Regions from separate parts of the Homo sapiens genome. Here regions 1 and 2 are each linked to region 3. A link is a loop called in an ENCODE intact Hi-C map of the cell type or tissue named here. Cell type or tissue: dorsolateral prefrontal cortex. All regions are shown on one strand. Region 1 has its middle 11 kb from the start of ADGRL1. Region 2 overlaps ADGRL1 (adhesion G protein-coupled receptor L1). Region 3 overlaps LINC01841 (long intergenic non-protein coding RNA 1841).

Region 1 (2,500 bases), 130 kb after region 3:
CAAGCCCCCACATCCACCTTAATCCCAAACACAGGATCCCTTTAGACCTGGCAGGCATTTCTGGGTTGCCGCAGACCCCAACACTCCCTATCACACTATTGCAGCTTGGATCCTGCCGGCTTTTTTCTTGGTAACAGCCTCAGAGCCTCCATATGAGTGGTCCTCTCTGCCCAGATCACCATGAGGGGGACTGCTATTTAAAGCCAGCAGGTCCCTGCCTCAGTTTACCTGTCACTTCCCCAGGGCTGGGCAGCCTTCTTTGTGCCAGGACTGGCCAGTGCCGGGACTGGATCTGTCTCATTCATTGCTGTTTTCCCACCACTCAATTCATTACACAATGAATCCTGGCCCTGAGGCTTGAAGGAGAGAGAGGCAGAGTCAGTGCCAGGTTGAATAAGCCACTTACTGGCCACACGTTCTGCAAAAGCTAGCTGGTGAGCTTGCCAGGCACATCTCACTCCTCAAAGGAGAAGTCCCTCCCCGTTGCTGGTCTGAGGGATCTGGGTCTGAGAAATCCCTCTTCCTCCCCAGAACACACTGGCCAAGTCCAAGTCCAGCAAAGCTTAGGGCTTCTTCCCTGGGATCCTCAACCCCACAGGCCAATCCCACCCCTCAATCGTCCCGGTCTTTTCCATGCATGGTCTAAATTTCCTCCAGTGGAGCCACCAGGGCAAGGCCTTCCGCCTGCCAGACTTTCCCGGACTCCCCAGTTGATCACCCATCTTCCCGCACCTCCCTCAACTCTCCGCTCCTCTCTCCCTAACACCGGGCTGTCTCCTCACCTTCTCACACCTCCCAACCTCCCTACGCATTTTTCCCTTCCTTTAAGCAGCCCCCATCTCAAACACGCTCAGCTCTCTCCCTTCACCCCCACTTTGTCCCCTCACACCCCAACTCCCTGAGCACCTGGGGAGAAGGGGCGGGGCCCCCTCACCTGGCGGCCGCAGAGCAGCGGGGAAGCGGCCCCTAGCGGCCGGGGAAGGAAGCGCAGCCCAGCCGGGCTCCCCTTTCAGCTGGTGCCTAACTAGGAATCCGCCTCCACTTAAACGCCCGCCTGCTGCTCAGGCTGGAACCCGGCGGCTTCCGGGATTCTCGCTTTCCTCCACTCCCCCGCTTTCTCCTGAGCGCCTACTATGTTCCAGGATCGGTCCTAGGCTCCGGGTAGACAGCAGTGAACAAGAAACAAACATCTCTGGACTGGGGAGTTGGTATTCTAGTGAGGGAGACAGATAAATGAATGAAAACGAAACTAGGTCAGGATATGCTGTGGGGACCAGGAGTTCGAGACCAGCCTGGACAACATAGCGAGACCCCCCCCCCCCCCACATCTCTGGGACTGGAGAGAGATAAAGGGGAGAGGAGATCAAGGGAGTGAGGAGGGTGGGGGTGTTTGCAGTTTTCTTTTTTTTGAGACAGAGTCTTGCTCTGTCGCCCAGGCTGGAGTGCAGAGGTGTGATCTCGGCTCACTGCAACCTCCACCTCCCGGGTTCAAGCGACTCTTGTGCCTCAGCCTCCTAAGTAGCCGGGATTACAGGCATGCGCCACCACACCCAGCTAATTTTTGTGTTTTGTATTTTCTTTTCTTTTCTTTTTTTTTTTTTTTTTTTTGAGACGGAGTCTCGCTCTGTCGCTCAGGCTGGAGTGCAGTGGCGTGATCTCTGCTCACTGCAAGCTCCGCCTCCCGGGTTCACGCCATTCTCCTGCCTCAGCCTCCCTAGTAGCTGGGACTACAGGCACACACCACCACGCCTGGCTAATTTTTTGTATTTTTAGTAGAGACGGGGTTTCACCGTGTTAGCCAGGATGGTCTCGAGCTCCTGACCTCGTGATCTACCCGCCTCGGCCTCCCAAAGTGCTGGGATTACAGGCGTGAGCCAGCGCGCCCCGTCCTGTGTTTTGCATTTTCAATAGAGTGGTCAGGAAGTAACATGAGCAGAGTTCAAGGAGGGTGCAAAGTAAGGGGTCCTGTTGACTCTGCCCCTAAGACATGCCCAAAACCTAACGTTTCCCCCCAGCATCCTGTTCTGGGCCTCCATCACCTGCCTGTCACCTGGATGACAGTGGTGATCACCTCGCGAATCTCCTGGCTCCCTCTCAAATTGACTATATAATTTATTTATTTATTTATTTATTTATTTAGAGACCAGGTCTTGCTATGCTGCCCAGGCTGGTCTCGAACTCCTGGGCTCAAACGATCCTCCCGCCTTGACCTCCCAAAGTGCTGGGATTACAGGCATGAGTCACTGCGCCCGGCTGACCTGTATAATTAAAAAATAATAATAATCAATATATATATAATTGATTGTATATATTATATATATTATATATATTATATATAATTGATATATATAATATAATATATATTATATATTATACAATATATTATATATTATACATTATATAATATATATTATACATTATATATTATACATTATATATTATATATTATACAGTATATATTATACATTATATAATATATATTATATTATACTATATATTG
Region 2 (2,500 bases), 150 kb after region 3:
TCCAAGCGCGCGAGGATGTTGTGATTTGCTTTGCTTTGGGAATCCCAGGTGTCAACAGTCATCACTGGCCCACAGTGTGCGTTCAAGAAGTCTTACCTGACCCAGGTGTGGTGACTCACACCTGTAAACCCAGAATGTTGGGAAGCCGAGGTGGGAGGATTGCTTGAGGACAAGAATTTGAGATCAGCCTGGGCAACATAGCAAGACTCGTTTCTAAAATTTTTTTTTTAATAGTTGGGCATCGTGAATATGTACCTGTAGTCTCAGCTGCTCAGGAGGCTGAGGTGGGAGGATGGCTTGAGCCCAGAGGTTTGAGGCTGCAGTGAGCTATGATTGCACAAGTGCACTCCAGCCTGGGCGACGAAGCAGGATCCTGACTCTTAAAAAAAAAAAAAAATGCCCCTGCCTTCACTGTCTCCTGTTCCAAAATTTGGGGGGAGATAAAAATTCAATAAATAGATGCCCAGGCCAAAAATAACCTTGCCCCCCCCCACCCCGCCAAAAAAAAAAAACAAAAAAACTCAGAATAGCCAGTGCCCCTCCCTCAGAGGCTAAAAATACCCTGCAGGTCACAAATGATCAGGTCAGGAAGCCAGATGGATTCTCCTTCTTATCCCTTGAGGAGGTGAGGGGTCCGGGGCTGGCTTTCCCAGACAGGATTTCCTAGACGATTTCCATTACTCCTGACTTCGGCACTGCATCATTCTCTGTGGGAGGCTGTCCTCTGTACTATAGGATGCTCAGAGGCCACCCTAGCCTCTTCCCGATGGATGTCAGTGACACCTCCAGCCCCACAGTCGTAACACCTCAGAAAGTCTCCAGACATTGCTAAACATACTGGGATCAGGGGCAGAATTGTCCTGGGTTGGCAGTGATGGCTGTAGAGTAGAGGTTGCCAGTGGGAAAAAGTGGCCCACGCCTGTAATCCCAGCACTTTGGGAGGCTGAGGCAGGAGGATCACTTGAGTCCAGGAGTTCAAGACCAGCCTGGGCGACAAAGCGAGACCCCCTTCTTTACAGAATACAAAATTTAAAAATTAGTTGGGCATGGTGCCGCACGCCTGTCGTCCCAGCTACCCGGGAGGCTGAGGCAGGAGGATCACTTGAGCTGGGAGGTCAAGGCTGCAGTGAGCTGTGATCGCGCCACTGCATTCCAGCCTGGGCAACAGAGCAAGACCCTGTCTCAAAAAAATATATACGTAAATAAAATAGAGTAGAGGTTGGCTGACTTTTCTGTAGAAAGCCCGATGGTAAATCCTGCAAGCTTTGCGGGCCGCAGACGGGTTCTGTGGCCTGTTCTCTTTTCTCTTCTTCTCTTCAGTCCTTTAAAAATGTAAACACCATTCTTAGCTCACCAGCTGTACAAAGGCAGGCGGGGGCCTGACCATGGTTGGCCGACCCTGCCCCAGAACGCCCCCTAGTGGCTTCTGGGAGTGAAGGCTGGGCAGAGGGGCGGCCCCATTTGGGGAGCAGTTGTGTGTTTAAAGTACAAGGCGAGTCCTGCACAGTCTGTTCCCGGCACCTCCCTGCTCTCACCTCCTCCCACTCTCCTCACCAGCTCACAACCCGCTTCCTCGATGCAGCTGCCACCGTTATTCAAACATATAGGCACGGTCCAGCCCCAGGGCCTTTGCACGGGCTGTGACCCTGCCCAGGATGCTCTTCTAACTCTCCTGAACTGAACACCTGCGTGCTCCTCTCTCAAATTCACAGGGGTTTGCTGAAATGTCATCTTCTCCAGGGGAGATGGCCTTTCCTGATCATCCTGTTGAAAATTGCAACAGCCGGGCACAGTGGCTCATGCCTGTAATCCCAGCACTTTGGAAGGCCGAGGTGGGTGGATCACCTGAGATCAGGAGATCGAGACCAGCCTGACCAACATGGTGAAACCCTGTCTCTACTAAAAATACAAAAATTAGCTGGGTGTGGTGGTGAGTGCCTGTAGTCCCAGCTAATCAGGAGTCTGAGTCAGGAGAATCGCTTGAACCTGGGAGGCAGAGGTTGCAGTGAGCCAAGATCACGCCATTGCACTCCAGCCTGGATGACAGAGCAAGACTCTGTCTCAAATAAATAAATAAAATAAAATAAAATTGCAACAGCCGGGCACAGTAGCTCGTGCCTGTAATCCCAGCACTTTGGGAGGATGAGGCGGGAGGATCGCTTGAGTTTGAGACCAGCCTGGGAAACATAACGAGGCCCCCATTTCTACAAAAAAATTAAAAATTAGCTGGGCACGGTGGCACACGCCCTGTGGTCCCAGCTACTTGGGAGGCTGAGGCAGGAGGATCCCTTGAGCTCAGAGGCTGTGGTGAGCTATGATCCCACCACTGCACTCCAACCTGGGCAACAGAGTAAGACCCTGTCTCTAAAAATACGATTAAAAAAAAAAACACACACACTCCCAAACCCACACACACTCATAGCCACTTTTCCTGGCTTTATCTTCTTTCACAACACTGGTACGCTATAGAATCGACTTTTTTGTACCCAGCCCCTCAGTG
Region 3 (2,500 bases):
TCTCGGCTCTGGCTACTGTGACCTCCTTTCCCACTGTTCAACACCCGAGCTCCTTTCTGCCACAGGGCCTTTGCGCTGGCTGCGCCTTCTACTGGAAATCCTGGCTCCAGACTCGGCATGGCTGGGGCTTTATTCTTCTCAGGCCTCAGGATAAGCGTCACTTCCTCAGAGCCCACTCCACCCACTCTACCCACAGCAGGTGCTTCAGTGACATCCCTGTATATACTTTCTCCTTCAGAACACTTACTGCACTTACTGCCATCAGCAATGATCTTGCAGCCTGTTGTCCTCTTCCTCCTCTCTTCTCTCTTCCCTTGGACTGTAAGCTCCAGAAGGGCATGGAGGTTTATCTGTTTTGTTTCCATTTTTTTTCTTTTTTTTGAGATGGAGTCTTGCTCTGTCGCCCAGGCTGGAGTGCAGTGACACGATCTCTGCTCACTGCAACCTCCGTCTCCTGGGTTCAAGTAATTCTCCTGCCTCAGCCTCCTGAGTAGCTGGGATTACAGGCGCCCGCCACCACGCCTGGCTAATTTTTGTATTTTTAGTAGAGAGGGGGTTTCACCATGTCGGTCAGGCTGGTATCGAACTGCTGACCTCGTGATCCGCACGCCTTGGCCTCCCAAAGTGCTGGAATTACAGGCGTGAGCCACCGTGCCTGGCCGAGCCACTGTACCTGGCCTCTTTTTACTTTTAGAGACAGGGTATCGCTGTGTTTCTCAGACTGGAGTGCAATGGTGCCATCATGACTCACAGCAGCCTCCATCTTCTGGGCTCAAGTGATCCTCCCACCTCAGCCTCCTGAGTGGCTGGGGTTACAGGCCTGAGCCAGCCCCATTCTGTCTTCTGTGTACTCTAAACCTAGAGCAATGATCTAGGTTTGCTCAATACACACAGTAGGTGCTCAATAAATGTTGCATGAATGCATGGACGACGAGTTCTAGCTGGGAAATGGCAGCCGGGAAAAGTGGGTTGTGGAGGAGAATTTAAGAGATGAGAGCTGTTTCCGAAACTCCTGGAGGGCCCGAGGTCCCCCGGGTTGGGGAGAAACGGGGGCGACCGTCCACCTCCCCGGGAGTCGCACGCACCTCCCCTTGGAGGCCCACAGGTGGCGCTCGCTCCCCGCGCTGCAGTGGCGGGAAGCGGAGGTGGAAAAACCCGAGCTTTAGCCCCGTCCCGGGTCTGGCTGCTGGGGTCAGTTCCTGGCCCGGATTTGGACGCCAGTCCCTGGGATCCTGCTTGGGGTCCTACCTCGTGGTAGAGGGGCTTTTTGGTCAAACGAGGGGGATCTGAGAAGAGTGGGGGTGGTGGGCTGCAGAGTCCGGGCAGCTGAGGGCTCCCTCCATCTGTCCACGCGTGCTCTGATTCCATTCCCAAAACTAGTTCAGCAGCTCCATGCCTGGGGGAGGGGGAGACGCACTTACCATGTTCGTGTTCTTCCTTAACTTTATATAGGTTAGAGCTGGGCGCAGCGCTTGGTGTCAGTGGGTCTTGGGTGCACATTTGTGGAATGGTGAATGGGTGAATCCCCGTTTTACAGATGGGGAAACTGAGGCTCAGGGAGGCGATGCGGCTCACCCAGGTTCATAGAGCCAGAAAATGGCAAGGCTGGGATTGGAGACACCAGGCCTGTGTGAGTCCAGAGTCAGCCCATTTTGTTTGTTTGTTTGTTTGAGACACGGTTTTGCTCTGTCACTCAGGCTGGAGTGCAGTGGCAGGATCTTGGCTCAGTGCAACCTCTGCCTCCTGGGTTCAAGCCATCTCCTGCCTCAGACTCCCGAGTAGCTGGGATTACAGGCACGCGCCACCACGCCCAGCTAATTTTTTGTATTTTTAGTAGAGACAGGGTTTCACCACGTTGACCAGGCTGGTGTGAAACTCCTGACCTCAAGTGATCTGCCCGCCTCAGCTTCCTAAAGTGCTGGGATTACAGGCGTGATGCTTGGCCAAGAGTCAGCCAATGTTTAAAAAACAATGTATGTTTAAAAAACATTGTATTTGGCTGGGCGTCATGGCTCACGCCTATAATCCCAGCACTTTGGGAGGCTGAGGCGGGTGAATTACTGGAGGTCAGGATTTCAAGACCAGCCTGGCCAACATGGCGAAACCCCGTCTCTACTAAAAATACAAAACTAGCTGGGCGTGGTGGCATGCGCCTGTAATCCCGGTTACTCGGGAGGCTGAGGCAGGAGACTCCTTTGAACCCGGGAGGCAGAGGTTGCAGTGAGCTGAGGTCACGCCATTGCACTCCAGCCTGGGCAAAAAGAGCGAAACTTCGTCTCAAAAGAACAAACAAACAACAACAACAACAAAAATTGTATTTTATTTATTGCAGAGACGAGAAGTCTTGCCATGTTGCCCGGGTTGGTCTCCAACTCTTGGGCTCAAGACATCCTCCTGCTTCAGGCTCCCTCAGTGCTGAGATTTCAGGTGAGCACTACCTCGCCCAGCCTAAAAACATTTTTCAATAGATTTTCTAGTTACCCAAAGTGATACAGGATTC

The links. A loop is a pair of places that touch in the nucleus more often than their neighbours do. Peaks named below come from ENCODE experiments on the same cell type or tissue, not always from the same donor. Only the 100,000 strongest peaks of a DNase experiment are listed, where the experiment ranks them.
Region 1: a loop joins it to region 3, with 4 times the contacts of the local background. A loop is called at or near these places in 24 of 110 quality-filtered maps.
Region 2: it touches region 3 in a loop (2.3-fold over the local background); 75 of 110 quality-filtered maps call a loop at or near these places.

Annotation. Positions count from the first base shown.
Region 1 is chr19:14,216,008-14,218,507 of GRCh38, reverse strand. No RefSeq gene overlaps it. Among named protein-coding and RNA genes, the nearest start is that of ADGRL1, 11 kb to the right of the region's middle. RefSeq lists silencers at 947-1,056, 958-1,268. In dorsolateral prefrontal cortex, a CTCF peak has its summit at 972 (motif pointing left); a DNase peak (open chromatin) is centred at 987; H3K4me3 peaks cover 666 bases; H3K27ac peaks cover 589 bases.
Region 2 is chr19:14,199,315-14,201,814 of GRCh38, reverse strand. All of the region lies in intron 1 of ADGRL1 (adhesion G protein-coupled receptor L1), which reads left to right. Among named protein-coding and RNA genes, the nearest start is that of ADGRL1, 5.6 kb to the left of the region's middle. In dorsolateral prefrontal cortex, a CTCF peak has its summit at 1,403 (motif pointing left); a DNase peak (open chromatin) is centred at 1,457; H3K27ac peaks cover 1,491 bases.
Region 3 is chr19:14,347,242-14,349,741 of GRCh38, reverse strand. All of the region lies in intron 1 of LINC01841 (long intergenic non-protein coding RNA 1841), which reads left to right. Among named protein-coding and RNA genes, the nearest start is that of LINC01842, 15 kb to the right of the region's middle. RefSeq lists an enhancer at 550-1,428. In dorsolateral prefrontal cortex, CTCF peaks have their summits at 892 and 1,093 (motif pointing right); a DNase peak (open chromatin) is centred at 1,121; H3K4me3 peaks cover 534 bases.